Regions from separate parts of the Homo sapiens genome. Here regions 1 and 2 are each linked to region 3. The links are chromatin contacts, found by Hi-C or POLR2A ChIA-PET in ENCODE. All regions are on one chromosome and are shown on one strand. Each heading gives the region's core, a stretch centred on a gene start or an enhancer-like site at or near the end of the contact. The rest is flanking DNA. Distances are from core to core; before and after follow the strand shown. Region 1 holds the start of LINC01765 (long intergenic non-protein coding RNA 1765). Region 2 holds the start of CD58 (CD58 molecule). Region 3 holds the start of VANGL1 (VANGL planar cell polarity protein 1).

The links. A loop is a pair of places that touch in the nucleus more often than their neighbours do. ChIA-PET counts read pairs that join two places held with the same protein, here RNA polymerase II (POLR2A). Pooled maps may share reads with other maps.
Region 1: a loop to region 3 is called in a pooled map, with 15 times the contacts of the local background. The contact joins the promoter of LINC01765 here to the promoter of VANGL1 in region 3. A Hi-C loop is called at or near these places in 4 of 37 single-sample maps with no recorded cell type and 9 of 50 pooled maps. POLR2A ChIA-PET finds 5 or more read pairs at or near these places in 1 of 52 experiments (PC-9).
Region 2: a loop to region 3 is called in a map with no recorded cell type, with 4 times the contacts of the local background. The contact joins the promoter of CD58 here to the promoter of VANGL1 in region 3. A Hi-C loop is called at or near these places in 1 of 37 single-sample maps with no recorded cell type and 1 of 50 pooled maps.

The regions. Positions count from the first base shown.
Region 1 is chr1:115,096,002-115,100,896 of GRCh38, reverse strand. LINC01765 (long intergenic non-protein coding RNA 1765) reads right to left here and starts at 1,250. Exons shown (of 2, transcript XR_947722.3): 1 at 1,146-1,250. RefSeq lists an enhancer at 1,140-1,199.
Region 2 is chr1:116,567,794-116,572,652 of GRCh38, reverse strand. It overlaps CD58 (CD58 molecule), which reads left to right and starts at 1,627. Exons shown (of 6, transcript NM_001779.3): 1 at 1,627-1,750. The coding sequence starts at 1,681. It overlaps LOC124904385 (a long non-coding RNA gene), which reads right to left and starts at 1,678. Exons shown (of 2, transcript XR_007066497.1): 1 at 1,600-1,678. RefSeq lists silencers at 1,426-1,885, 1,956-2,025 and an enhancer at 2,496-2,555.
Region 3 is chr1:115,640,235-115,644,562 of GRCh38, reverse strand. VANGL1 (VANGL planar cell polarity protein 1) reads right to left here and starts at 2,593. Exons shown (of 8, transcript NM_138959.3): 1 at 2,477-2,593. RefSeq lists an enhancer at 1,978-2,736 and a silencer at 1,872-2,861.

The DNA of each region.
Region 1 (4,895 bases), core at 1-2,500, 540 kb after region 3:
CAGAACACACCACTGAAGGACAATCTGGGCTGGACTTTTTTGTTTTTGTGAAAAGATCATATACAATTTTTTAATGCTTACAAGGCTATTCAAACTTCTAATTTTCATTGAGTGCATTCTGATGTTACTTTTCAAAGGAATCAGTCCATTTTACCTACCTTTCAAATTTATTTGCAGTTGTTTATATTATCCTATTATTATCTAAATCTCTGCAGATCTGGAGTTATTAATCTTTTTTTTTTCCTGACATTGGTTATTTGTGCAATCTCTCTTTTTCTTGATTATTTTCAACAGAAGTTACTGATATATTTAGGTATAAATTTACCATCTCATTGTATGTTTTCAATTTAGTCTACCTGTTTTACATTTCTTTTGTTCTCTGTGATGGTTAATTTTACATGTCAACTTGACTAGGCCAGGGGGGCCCCAAATATTTGGTCAAACATTATTCTGGGTATGCCTGTGAGGGTGTAAATTGGTAGACCAAGTAAAATAGATTACCATTCTTAAAGGGCAGCTCTCATCTGCTCAGCTGAAGGCCTGAATAGGACAAAAGGGTTGACCCTTTTGCAAGTAAAAAGGAACTCCTTCCTGAGTGCTTGACCTGGGACATAGATCTTTTCCTGTTTTTGGACTTGAACTGAAACATCAGCTCTCCTTGGGTCTGGAGTCTGACAGCATTCAGACTAGAACCCCACTATTAGCTCTCCTGGGTCTCCAGCTTGCTGACTGCAGACCTCAGGACTGTCAGCCTCCATAATCACATGAGCCAACTCCTTATAATAAATCTCTTATATGAATATATAATGTCTGACTAATATAGACAATCTTGCACCTTGCTTTAGAATGTAAAGGTACTTAAGTACCTACAATTTTGCTCTCAGCCTTTGGGGCCTCTGTTAAACCTTAAAGTCAACAAGAGAAGTCACATTAAAATTCTGCCAGACTATTACTCAGTAATTTTTTAAACTCTTTCCTAATTTGGATGATTCAAATGGGGATCATCTGTGAGGCACAATAAATATTCAGACTTAGACCTCAGACCTGGATGAGTTATGTTCCTCTCCTTCCCCCAACTGGCTGCACGAGTGAAAACAAAAATGGGCTAGTTGTTCCCATAGGGTCCTATGAAAACAAACAGTTACCTTTTGAGTTTGCTCTCTTCTCTTGTTTCAAAGTCCCCTCTCTTTCTTCACTCATGTCCCCACAAGCAGGTATAAACTTTCTCTCACTAGCAAATAACAGAAACTGAAAAATGATCAAAGGAAGCTACTGCTGCCTGCATGCTGCTGGGAAAACATCGTAAAAGGAGCACCCAGCAACCTGTGACCATGGAGATGGTTTGTAATCAGCAAGCCAGGGCCCTCGCTTTCCTTCCTTCTCTGGGCATCCAATAGACGGTTGGTTTAGAAACTCTGAGCCCACAGACTATTTTCCAACAACAGCTGCATAGCAACAGGGTTCCTATGCTGTAAACCCAGCAGTCAAAAACTGCTCGTGTTTGCTTATCAAAACCAAAGTTACGATAGCAGGCACACCGGGCTTCCTTTTCTAGCAGTAGGGCAGATTTGATATCCTGAACTACCTTCTCGACTGAAACTAAGACCCTGGATAAAATATGTAAGAATGTAAAAATAAAACCACATCGTTGAGCTAGCACAAAAGGAAGAGAATCTACAAAGGCCAAAATGAAGTGAAAGCAAGAACTCGAAGTAAGCAGGCACCAAAGCCACCTTTTGCCCTGGGTTTCGGTTTCGACAGCTGCAACCGCTTGGGGTTTGTGAAGTAAAGCCTAAAATGCCATTAATATAGACAGTGTATTAGGAGACCTCACCCAAACCTGGTACCTCCTCCCAAAGGATACACCCTCAAGGGAAGAGTAGACAAGAAATAAACCCATCATGCAAAAGACGACAAAGAAATGTATACGTTTTGGACTTGGTGTTGGAGTGGGGAAAATCTCCCCTGAGACCTTGTCACCACAAGCCAGCCTTCAAATGGATTTGTTGTCTGAATTAACACTATGGTACTGCCTTGAGATGATTTGCAGAAGGCAAAGAAAATCCTCTCTGGAGGAATAAAATCTCAACTAAGGACTCAAAGAATTCCCACAAATTTCCAAGGAAAGTAAGCAGTTTACAGCTTTAAAAAAATCACATAATACACAAGGAACAAGACACTAAAATCAATACGTAGAAAAGTCCACAGGCAGCAAAGTCTGATCACAGAGAGTTCAGATACTAGGGTTATGAGACATATAATACAAAATGGTACTACAACTCCACCCTTGCTTATTTTCCTTGTTTCCAAATGCAAGCCCCCATCAGTGTCTGGTTCTCAGTCCCATTCTATTTCTGCAGAAACACTGCTCTCGCTTTTCTTCTCCTTCAACCTCTCTCTCCCCAGGCACCTTCCCCCAGGACTATGAACACATTTAAATCTTCCCCATTAAGAAAGGAAGGAAGAAAAGGAAAAAGAAAAGAAGCTTGCTTCCACTCATCTTGCTGCACCACTCACAACTAAGCCTCTTGAAAGAGCAATTGTTCAGAATGGTATTGCCTAGGTTGTCTTCCAGGGTTTCTATACTTTGGGGTTTTACATTTAAGTATTTAATCCATCTTGAGTTGATTTTTGTGTATGTTGTAAGGAAGGGGTCCAGTTTTAATCTTCTGCATATGGCTAGCCAGTTCTCCCAGCACCATTTATTGAATAGGGAGTCTTTTCCCTATTGCTTGTTTTTGTCAGGTTTGTCAAAGATCAGATAGTTGCAGGTGTGCAGCCTCTATTCTCTATTCTGTTCCATTTGTCTATGTGTCTACTGTTGTACCAATACTGTGCTGTTTTGGTTACTGTAGCCCTATAGTATAGTTGGAAGTCCGGTAATGTGATGCCTCCAGCTTAGTTATTTTTGGTTAGGGCTGTCTTGACTATTTGGGCTCTTTTTTGGTTCCATATGAATTTTAAAATAATTTTCATAGTCCTGTGGAGAATGTCAATGGTAGTTTAATAGGAATAGCATTGAATCTATAAATTGTTTTGGGCAGTATGGCCATTTTAACAATGTTGACTCTTCCCGTCCATGAACATGGAAAGTTTTCTATTTGTTTGTGTCATCTCTGCTTTCTTTGAGCAGTGTTTTATAGTTCTCCTTGTAGAGCTCTTTCACCTCCTTTGTTAGCTGTATTCCTAGGTATTTTATTTTTTGTGTGTGGCAATTGTGAACAGGATTGCATTTCTGATTTGGCTCTCGGCTTGACTGTTGTCAGTTTATAGAAAAGTTAGTGATTTTTGCCCGGGTGTGGTGGCTTATGCCTGTAGTCTCAGCACTTTGGGAAGCCAAGGCGGGTGGATCATGAGGTCAGGAGTTTGAGAGCAGCCTGACCAACATGGTGAAACCCCATCTCTACTAAAAATACAAAAAAAAAAAATTAGCCATGCGTGGTGGCGCGTGCCTGTAATCCCAGCTGCTTGGGAGCCTGAGGGAGGAGAATTGCTTGAATCTGGGAGGTGGAGTTTGCAGTGAGCCGAGGTCGTGCCATTGCACTCCAGCCTGGGTGACAGAGCAAGACTCCATCTAAAAAATAATAATAATAAAGAAAAGAAAAGTTAGTGATTTCTGCATATTGATTTTGTATCCTGACACTTGGCTGAAGTTGTTTATCAGCTTAAGGAGCTTTTGGGCTGAGACAATGGGATTTTGTATATATAGGATAATGTTGTCTGCAAACAGGAATAGTTTGACTTCCTCTGTTCCTATCTAGATGCCCTTTATTTTTTTCCTCTTGCCTGATTGCTCTGGCCAGGCCTTCCAATATTATGTTGAATAGAAGTGGTGAGAGAAGGCATCCTTGTCTTGTGCCGGTTTTCAACAGGAATGCTTCCAGCTTTTTCCCATTCAGTATGATTTTGGCTGTGGGTTTGTCATGGATGGCTCTTATTATTTGGAGGTATGTTCCTTCAATACCCAGTTTCAATACCTACAGAGTGGGAGAAAATGTTTGCAATCTATGTGTCTGACAAAGGTCTCATATCCAGCATCTATAAAGAAGTTAAACAAATTTACAAGAAAAAAACAAACAACCCCATTAAAAAGTGAGTAAAGGACACGAACAGACAGTTTTCAAAAGAAGACATACATGCAGCCGACAAGCATATGAAAAAATACTTAACATCACTGATCATGAGAGAAGTGCAAATCAAAACCACAATGACATACCATCTCACACCAGTCAGAATGGTTATTATTAAGAAGTCAAAAAATAACACATGCTGGCAAGGTTGCAGAGAAAAAAGAACATTTATATACTGTCGGTGGGAGTGTAAATTAGTTCAACCATCATGGAAGGCAATGTGGTGATTCTTCAAAGAACTAAAAACAGGAATATCATTTGACCCAGCAATCTCACTACTGGGTATATCCCGAGGGAATATAAATCATTCTATTATAAAGACACAAGCAAGCGTATGTTCATTGTAGCACTCTTCACAATAGCAAAGACATACAATCAACCTAAATGTCCATCAATGGTGGACTGGATAAAGAAAATGTGGTACATACACACCATGGAATACTATGCAGCCATAAAAAGAACAAGATTATGTCCCTTGCAGGGACATGGATGGAGCTGGAGGGCATTATCCTTAGCAAACTAATGCAGGAAGAGGAAACCAAATACCACATGTTCTCAATTATAAGCTAAATGATGAGAACACATGGACACACAGGGGAGAACAACACACTCTGGGGCCTATAGGAAGGTGGAAGGTGGGAGGAGGGAGAGGATCAGGAAAAATAACTAATGGATACTGGGCTTAATACCTGGGTGACAAAACAATCTGTACAAATAAACCCAAGGCACAAGTTTACCTATATCACAAATCTGCACGTGTACCCA
Region 2 (4,859 bases), core at 378-2,877, 930 kb before region 3:
GGACATGGCCTCAGCTGGACTCCAAGTTCTGCCCTTTACTGTGTGCCCTGAGTAATTTACCTTCCCCAGGCATCAGTTTCCTCATTTGCAAAAACAACAGCAGCAGTAAGACTAAGTTAATCCAAGCAATGCACTTCACACAGGGCCTGCTCAATAGATGTTTGCTGTCATATCACTTCCCAGCTCAAAAACTTTCTGTGGCTCCCCAGTGTCTGAAGGTCTAACCCCATCCTGCCTTTCTAAGTTGGCCTGAGTTCCTACCAGCCCAGGGCAGAGAACACTTGATTTCCTCATATTTTATGTTACACACTGCCCCTGCCTTGTGTTCCCAGTATCTACAGATGGTAGGGAATATCTCGAGATAGCAGGTTTGTGGTAGAGGGCATTGGTCCCAGAAGTTTCACTGATAGAGATACCTTTTAAGATTTTATGGCTAACTTAAGAAATAATTCATGTCTCTTTGCAATATGGTTCAAGTGTCTTGAGTGACTTCGAGTCCCCACCTGGGGATAATGGAGGTGAAGCAGCAAGAAAGCACATTCCCACTCAGTTTCACAACCTGCACCATGTATGTGTTGGTGGTTATTTGGGCAGCAGGGAGTCCTGTTCATGGAAATGGATTCCTGCTCACATAATAACTAAGAGTTCTGTGAACTCCCTCAGCTGGGCAGGGGCAACTCTGGTGCTTCTGTCTGCAAGAAAGGGGACAGACAGGGAGGCTGATGTGAGGAGCTGGTTCTGGGAATAGGGTCATTTGTTCTGGGATATAGGGATGTGAGGGGAGGGCCAGCTCAATCCAGACTGATGAAGAGCGGGGAGAGTGATGAGTGCCTGCCTCAGCTTGGGCTGGATGGATGTGGGGAGGCTGGGCAGTGAGGGAGATGTGGATCTGACATCTCAGCCTGAGGGAAAGTCCCGGTTGAGATGGGGGAAGACAGAAAAAGAGGAATCTGAGAAGGGAGAAACCAAAGGCTGGAAATCCCAGCTCCGGGGATAAGGGAGTATGGGGACGGGGGAGGCCTGCCTCAGGTAACCCTACGCCTAACAGTTGTCTAAAATGCTCCCTTTCCTTGTCATGTTTGAGGAAAAGTGGTTCAAAGAGGCCGTCTGATGCGGGATCACACAGCGCTGAAGGGATGAGGGGCCCCGGGTGCTCCCGCCCGTCCTGCTGCCTCCTCCGGTGGCTCTCTGGGAGCCACAGCCCCGTCTAGCCACGGAGGGGCCTACAGCACGCCCCAAACGCTAAGGGGAAGCGCGGGAGGTGCGGTAGGAAGGCAGAGAAACCTGGTTTTTAAAACCAAGCCATTTTCAAGGAAAGAATTTCTTACTTTAAAACCTTGGTTTTTAAAACCAAGCCATTTTCAAGGAAAGAATTTCTTACTTAAAAATAGCGTATGGAATGGCGGCGGAATGACGGGAGGGACCGAGCTGGGGGACTGGACGGCGCCCCGGGGACACAGGAAGGAGGCGCGCAGAGCCGAGGCCAGAGGCGCGCCCGGGGAGTGGAAGCGCGAAGACAAACGCGGCGCCGCGGAGGGTGGGGGAGGAAGGGCCGGGGCGGGCCGCCGGCTGCCAGCCCAGGGCGGGGCGGAGCCCTACTTCTGGCCGACCGCGTAGGCGGTGCTTGAACTTAGGGCTGCTTGTGGCTGGGCACTCGCGCAGAGGCCGGCCCGACGAGCCATGGTTGCTGGGAGCGACGCGGGGCGGGCCCTGGGGGTCCTCAGCGTGGTCTGCCTGCTGCACTGCTTTGGTGAGTGAAGCCTGCCCCAGGGGCCCCGCGCCGGCCGGCGGGTACTGGGCAGCACCCAGGCTGGGTGGACGCGCCGGGCTCGAGGCGGTTGCCGATCAGAGACGGGTGGGGACGGGTCGCTGTGGGCCGGGAACAACTCAGCCGTGGGAGCCTTTTCAGGAAGAGAAAGTTGTTATTTCATCGCCAGTGTCCCTCATGGAGTCAGCAAGGAACTGTGTGGCCTTAGGGAAGGACGGGCTCCGGCCCGCTAGCCTCTCCTGCGGGGCCTGCGCCCCCCCGCCGGCCCCCTCCCGAGCTCCAGTGACCAAGTTCCTTCCTGGGCTTCCCCAGTAACGTCGCTGAGCGCTTCAGCGGACTGCAAAATTTTTCCCAGCCGTGAACGCGCCCGGGACGGGGAGCGGGCGCGGATGCCACCTGCTCGAGGGCGACGCCTGCTGCCCTCCCCGCGCGGTGCCGTCCCCGCCCGCGCGGCGTCCGCCGTATCAGCAGAGAGGACTTTTCAGAATCGCCCCACAGCGAGGAGCGGGTAGGCAACTAGGAAGCCCAGTCGGCAGCGGCCTCACGTTGGGATTCCTAAGTGGTGCGACTCCTGCTCCTTTTTCCTCCCCTCAAATCCTAAAAACTAGTATCAGAACTGGTTCCATCCTCTCCGTGTGTTGTCAGCCAAGTCGTCACAACAACCTCAGGAAATAGGTCCCCTTCTTCCCATTTTGCCTCCCCATCCTCCTTCACCCTCCACACATTGGCCCCAGTCAGGCCATAGCAAAACCCCGGGAGTACAGCAGTAACCTCCCAGCGAGTTCAACTGTACTTGAGGGGTTCTCATGGCTGGCTCCTGCACCCCACTGCCAGCCCTCCAGCCCGTCCGTCCGTTTGCTCAGCGTCCGCTGCCTGCCCGGGAGGTGCGCGTGTGCATCTATGGAAGACAGCCAAGGGGGAGGGGTTGAGATAGACTCAAAAGTACCCGCACGATCAGATAAGTCAGTGTTGTAAGAGGCCTGGGCTGGGCGTGGTGGCTTACACCTGTCATCCTAGCACTTTGGGAGGCTGAGGCAGGTGGATCACTTGAGGCCAGGAATCGGAGACCAGCAGGGCCAACACGGTGAAAGATCGGCTCTACAAAAAATACAAAAATTAGCTGAGCGTGGTGGCGCATACCTATAGTCCCAGCTACTCGGAAGGCTGAGGTGGGAGAATCACCTGAGTCCCGGAGGCAGAGGATGCAGTGAGCTGTGATTGTGCCACTGAACTCCAGCCTGGGTGACAGAATATGACCTGTCTCAAAAAAAAAAAAAAAAAAAAAAGGTGAGCTGTGAGGGTACAGAGGGAAGAAGAAGGCAGTCTCTTTTGTGAAATCAAGTGTCTTTTGTGAAGCAGTCTTCATGGGAGGGAGGATATTTGAGCCCAGCCTTCAAGGACTGGTGATGTGTGGACATGTGATAATGTGGGAAAAGATTGCTGAGTGTCCCCTTAGGGAGTCTGGATTCTCTGAGCTGAGAGAGCTTCTCCTGGGCCTTACAGGATCAGGACCATGCGCCTGGGAAGAAGAATCTGTTAGCAACAAAGAGGAAGGCTGCAGTCAGGAGGAATTGGAGGCAGGGAGGCCAGAAGGCCAGGGTGGACTACCATCACAGGGCCCAAATAGCTCTGGGGAGTTCATGTGCGGGTGGCTGGGGAAAAGAAGAGATACAAACAGGGATTAATTGAATGGATGGGGTAACTCTCCTCCAGGCAAGCTGGTCCCTCATTCCCTGGCACCTTGGGTCACTGCTGCCTGTACCTGTGTTCTCCCTTCCACTGCAAACCCAGTTTGCCCAAGCTCCACCTCCAACAGATTATTTGAACTGTCCCTTCCTGGTGATCTCTCTCACCTAATTCATGTATTCATTCAGAAGTCATTTGATTCAGCAAACATGTATTTATAAACTGCTCTGCATAGGCCTTAAACTAAAGACAAGACTGAATGGGTATATCCCCTTTTGGGGACCCAAGCCTGCCTCATTAGGGAAGCTGCAAATGCAGTGATTAACAGCATCAGCTCTGGGGTCAGATGCCTAGCTTTGGATCCTGGCCCCACTCCTCACCTGAGTCATGAACTTGTGTGAGTTCCCTAACTTCTCTTCACTTCAGTACCTTCACTTTTGAAGAGAGTACCACTCACATGAGGGAAAGGAGAATAATAAACCCACTTCATAGAATTACTGGGAACATCAGTCATGCAATAAATATTTACTGAGTGTCAATTATATGTTAAGCACTGCACAATGGACGGGGGATACAGCAAGCTATGCACAGTTCCCTGCCTTTGTGAAGCTCACCTTATAGTGAGGGAGAGAGACAGTAAGTAAATGAGTAAAAACATGGATGCTGGATGGTGATAAAGTAAACATTTACTAGTACAGAGATGAGTAAAGCAAAGAAAGGGGTGATGGAAGTCGTTAATACTTCAGTTTAGGGTTTTTTTTGAAATTTTAGAACAATTAAAATCTTTAGGACAGTTGCAAAATTAGTACAGTGAACATTTGCGTACTTTCTCCTTGAATCACCAGTTAACTGTCACATTAGTTTTCTTTGTTATTTTTGCCATCTGTTATTTTTGCCAAACCATTTGAGAGTTTCAGATCTCATGACACCTCACCTGTAATTCTTTATCATATGTCTCATAAGAACAAGAGCATTCTCCAACAAGTCACAGAATCATCATAATCTGGAAATGTGGCATTGATACAATACTGTTTCCTGGTAGAGAACCCAGAAGCCAGTCCTGCACCACATACTTCATTTGATAATCATGCCTTTTTAACCCCCTTTAACCTAAAACTGTTGCTTTTTTTTTTTTTTTTTTTTGGTACTTTAAGACATCATCATTTTTGAAGTGTCTGGGCTAGTTGCTTTACCGAATGTCCCTTTGGATGTGGATTGCCTGCTTGTTTCCTCATGATCAGATTCTGGTTGTAACTCTTTGTAGCAGGAATACTTCATAGCTATGTTGGGTCCTTCTCAGTGTGTCACATCAGGAAGATGTGGTCTGTTTGTCACATTATTGGAGATGTTAACTTTGACATTTGGTTAAAGTGAAGTTTACCAGATTTCTCCATTGTAGAGGCAC
Region 3 (4,328 bases), core at 1,344-3,843:
ACTTCAATACTGCTAACATCAAACCAATACTGCTAACACCAAACCAATATTGCTAACAGAAACATGGTCCAATCACAAGCCCACCTAATCTTTTCCATCTTAAGGAAAATAGAATAGCATGATGCCCAAATCACATGCCCTATACAGCGAGACCCTAACCAGCTAGCTGATTTTACAGAGATGATGGTAATAGTCTAACAGTTTCTAGTTGTCAAGTGTTTACTATGTGTTAGATGCTGTTTTAAGTCACTTACATGTAATATCTCACTTAATCCGCATAACAAGTGTTTAAGAAAAATAAGACATTAATATCATGTTAGTTAGGGAAACCAGACTGCCACAGGAGCCAGGGCTTAAACGTTGAGAGTCTAACTCCAGAACCTGTGTTCTTAGCTACAGAAAATTGACAGCACTGTAGCAATTACTAGAATTGTTTGTTTATATAGAGGAGTATAAGCAACAATCACAAATTGTCCCAAACCACATATAACCCCACTAAGAATTTTGCAATTTCAACTTCTACTCACAGGTTCAGTGTTCCAAGCATCGTGGGGCACTCAGGAGAAAAGAAATGGATCTAAAATAGTTCTAACTCCCAATGAGCTCACAGCCCCAATGTGGAGACCTCCAATTAAAACACAATGTGACAAGGGCCCATCCCACCAAAATAGCTGATAAGGCCTAGGGTAGCAAGCACAGTGTGTGTATATAAGTGTGTTAAGGGGATGATGAAGGGGAGGATGCCTTCTTCATTCAACACATTTATCCTTCAAACAAAGGGTGACATGGAATTGTTGCTTGGTAAAGAAACTTTAAATTTCCTTTATGGTTTTGTCCTGTTGCTTAATACATAAGACAATAAAAATGTACTGCTTGGCAAGCAGTCCTTACAAATATATCACTCTCAAAATTCTTCTCCCATTTTACTTACAAATTAAGTTGCAAGCAAGCCTCACTGCCAACATTGTTAATAGTGAAATTCCACACTGAGTGTTTTCACTAATTATACTGAGAGACATCAACGTTTGGGAATGTTTAATGCTCATGGATAGGTGAAGCGTGTTATTTCTTTGAACTGGAAAAAGAAACAGTTTCCTCCCACAAATCAAAGCCCCAACTATATCACATTGATTTAATTCAACCCTAAAAACTCTATAATTAGTGGTTACAGAAAATGGCTAATTACCTCTCCCTGTATTCAGACAATTTCTGCCATCTCACTTGCAGAGCCTGGGAGCTGTGTACTCAACCCACCCACTGACGGGAGAATGCTAATTAGCATTGTTGACTGGTGATACAAGTTATAATATTTTTCAGCAGCCCCGTAAAATTTATAAACATGTCAGTGAAAATGCCAGATTCTTTTACAGTTTGTTAGCTTTTGGACTAAGTGTCTAAGAATACATTCATTTCTAACCAAAGCCAGGTCAAGAGTTTTAACAAAATGCATGGGCCATCTACACAATCATCATCATAAGGCGCTCTAACACTTCCTAAGGAGAATCTAAGAGAGCTCACAACACCTTCGCAGCGTGGGCATTAGACCTGGTTTGGAGAAGTGAAAACTGAGCAACAGATTCCTCAGCTCCAAGTCTCATCTGCTCATCACACAGCAGCCAGGCCGCGGCTCCGCCCCACTGCTGCCGCCACCACGGACGCGTTTAAATTTTTATAAAGCTTCACACTTCTCTAGGCGCGATGCTTGGGGCAGTTCAAAGACTGCAGAAGGAAATGAGGTCCTGCCGGTGGCGAAGGCTGCCCCGGCGCGGTGAGATTTCCTCCAGCAGGGACACCTTGGGCAGAGACCCGCCAGGCGCCTCTGCTCCACCCCGGCGTTTTTGAAAGTAAACTCCTACCTGCCTGTTGCGCTCTCCGAGGCGCAACCGGACTCGCCCCCCAGGCCTCCAGGGCCGGCTCAATTTTTTGTGAGCGAGGTGTGCACACAGACCAGCTCTGTCCCGGTTCCTGGCGAAGGGCCAGGCGGCGCCCGGGTCGAGCCCCGCCAGGGGTGGGAACCCCGGTGCGCGCCCGGCTCCCGCCCTGCACGGCTGCTGCAGCCGCCCGGTGCCTCCAACGCTCGGCCACTCCCTGCCGGCCTGCCCGCCGCCCCGGCACGCGCACCGAAGGGGCGCACTCCAAAGGCCAGCCCGGGGAGAAAGGGACGTCCGAGGTGTGAGCAGGGAACCCCGGGACCCCAAGGAGTGGGGTGCGGCGGAGATCGCACGGCAGGGCCAGGAGGGGCGCAACGCATGGGGAGAAGAGTGGAGTCAGAGGAAGCACTACCCGGAGCGCTCCGGAGGAGGGGAGGGAGCCCCCGGCCCGAGGCGGGAGCCGGCCACCCGGGGTCGAAGTCCGGCGGGGCGAATGCGGGAGGAGGGCGCAGGGGCACGCGGGGTCCGAGGTGGGGGCGTCTCCCAGCCAACGGTCTGCCCCGGGGACCGCCGCCGCGCAGCGCTCGGCCTCTCGCGGGACTCACCTCCGCGCCGGCCGCCCGAGCTCCGCGGCCCGCGGTCTCGGCTCACAGCGGCCCCGGCTCTGCGGCCTGCGCTGGGCTCCTGGAGAGGCAGAGCCCCGCCGCCGCCGCCGCTGCACTGCTGCTTTCCGCTTCCTGTCCCGGCGCCGCCCCGCAGCCCGAGCCCAGCCCTGCGAGCCCGGCGCGGCCGCGAGCCAAGAACAGCTAGCGCTGCCGGCCCCGCCGCGGGGCCGGCCCACCTGCAGCGGAGGGCGGGGCTCGGCCGGCGTCCCCCTCACCTCGTCACCGCCCCGACCCCACACACCCGGGACACACACGAAGGCGTGCGCGGTCACACTCTTACACACGGACCAGGGAATGACACCTCCCACACTCATTCACCCTCATACACACACTCACCCTACACAGACGTGCACAGCCCAGTAACCCACTCTCTTCTGGGCAGACACACACACTATAAACACATGGCCCAGGGATTGATCTCCGACACCGCCCCCTCCCTCCCCCACATACTTGGAATCTCAAGCTCACACACACACACACACACACACAATCATGCACAAAATCCGAGCCCATTTGCCCTCACGAGTGCCCCCATCCACATATTCACACGGCTCAGGGACTAACCCCCCAACCCCACTCAACACACACTCATATACACACTTTCCAAGAACTGACCGACAAATATCCATATACACCATATCTCAACCCATATACACACACTTAAACTCACATGTAGCCCTGGAAATGACCCCACAAATAGACACACACACACACACACACACACACACACACACACCCCCTACAAGCCACCACAGCAAGCCTCTCCCCTCCTCCTCCCTTATCAGAGCAGGCACTGCCGCCAGCCTAGTCTCCTAGAAACTGCTAGATGAGCACATCTCTGCAGGCAGGTAGCTGAAGCTTCAGTGCTGATTCCAACCAGGTACTGTTTCCTTTCTGAGCCTTTGTTTACCTGTCTGAAAAGTGGTGAGGATGCTGCTGTCCACCTTGCAGGATTGTGGTGAGGATTACAAAACAGTTGGCAACGATTTTCATGAATATTTGCACTTTTCTTAGTTGTCTTGTGTTGGTAGCATTAGGGTTCCTTACTGATCATCTCCAATCTAGCTGGGACCCAAAGCTGCTTACGTGGCAGGATTTTCCAGTGGAAGCAGTGTATAATGAAGTGCTGAATTTCCTAAGAGTTGTCTACAGGAGTATTGCGGGCATTTGGGGTGGGGAAATGCAGGCCCACCCTGACTAGCCTTAATCAGGGAACCTTGGCTCCAAGAACCCCTCACTCCCTTGATCACCTCTTCCTCATCCCTTCTAGACTCCATTTTCTCTCGCATATGTCACATTTCCTTGAGAAGACACCCATATGTTCAATGTGGCTGATTTTCACCACTCCTAGTCCCCAGGCTCTGCTGCCCCACTCAGTGGCCTAGACCATCTTCCTCCCCCACCCCCAGCCTCCCAGTAGGCTCCAGAGAGCAGATGTTGCTGACTCAGGCAGCCAGGTTCCTATGGGTAAAGCCAATGGTCTATTCACCCAAATCAGCACTCAGGGTCAGAAATGTAGAACATTATAAAAACATGTCTCTCTCATCTCTAAAATGTAGAACTTTCAAAGTTCAAACAGGCCAGGGATTTCCAATTCTAGTCATGTACCTGAATAGCTCCAATTAACACAGAGATCTTCAATGAGTTTTCAGAAAGTAATTCTAATTCACTTAGGTTCTTATGTCTAGCCACCTTACCAGATGATGTTTTGTGGGAAAGAGGGGTAGTTGCAAATAACCTATTTTAAAATAATAAATTCACCTTTAAATGCCATGTAGAGGCCGGGCTTGGT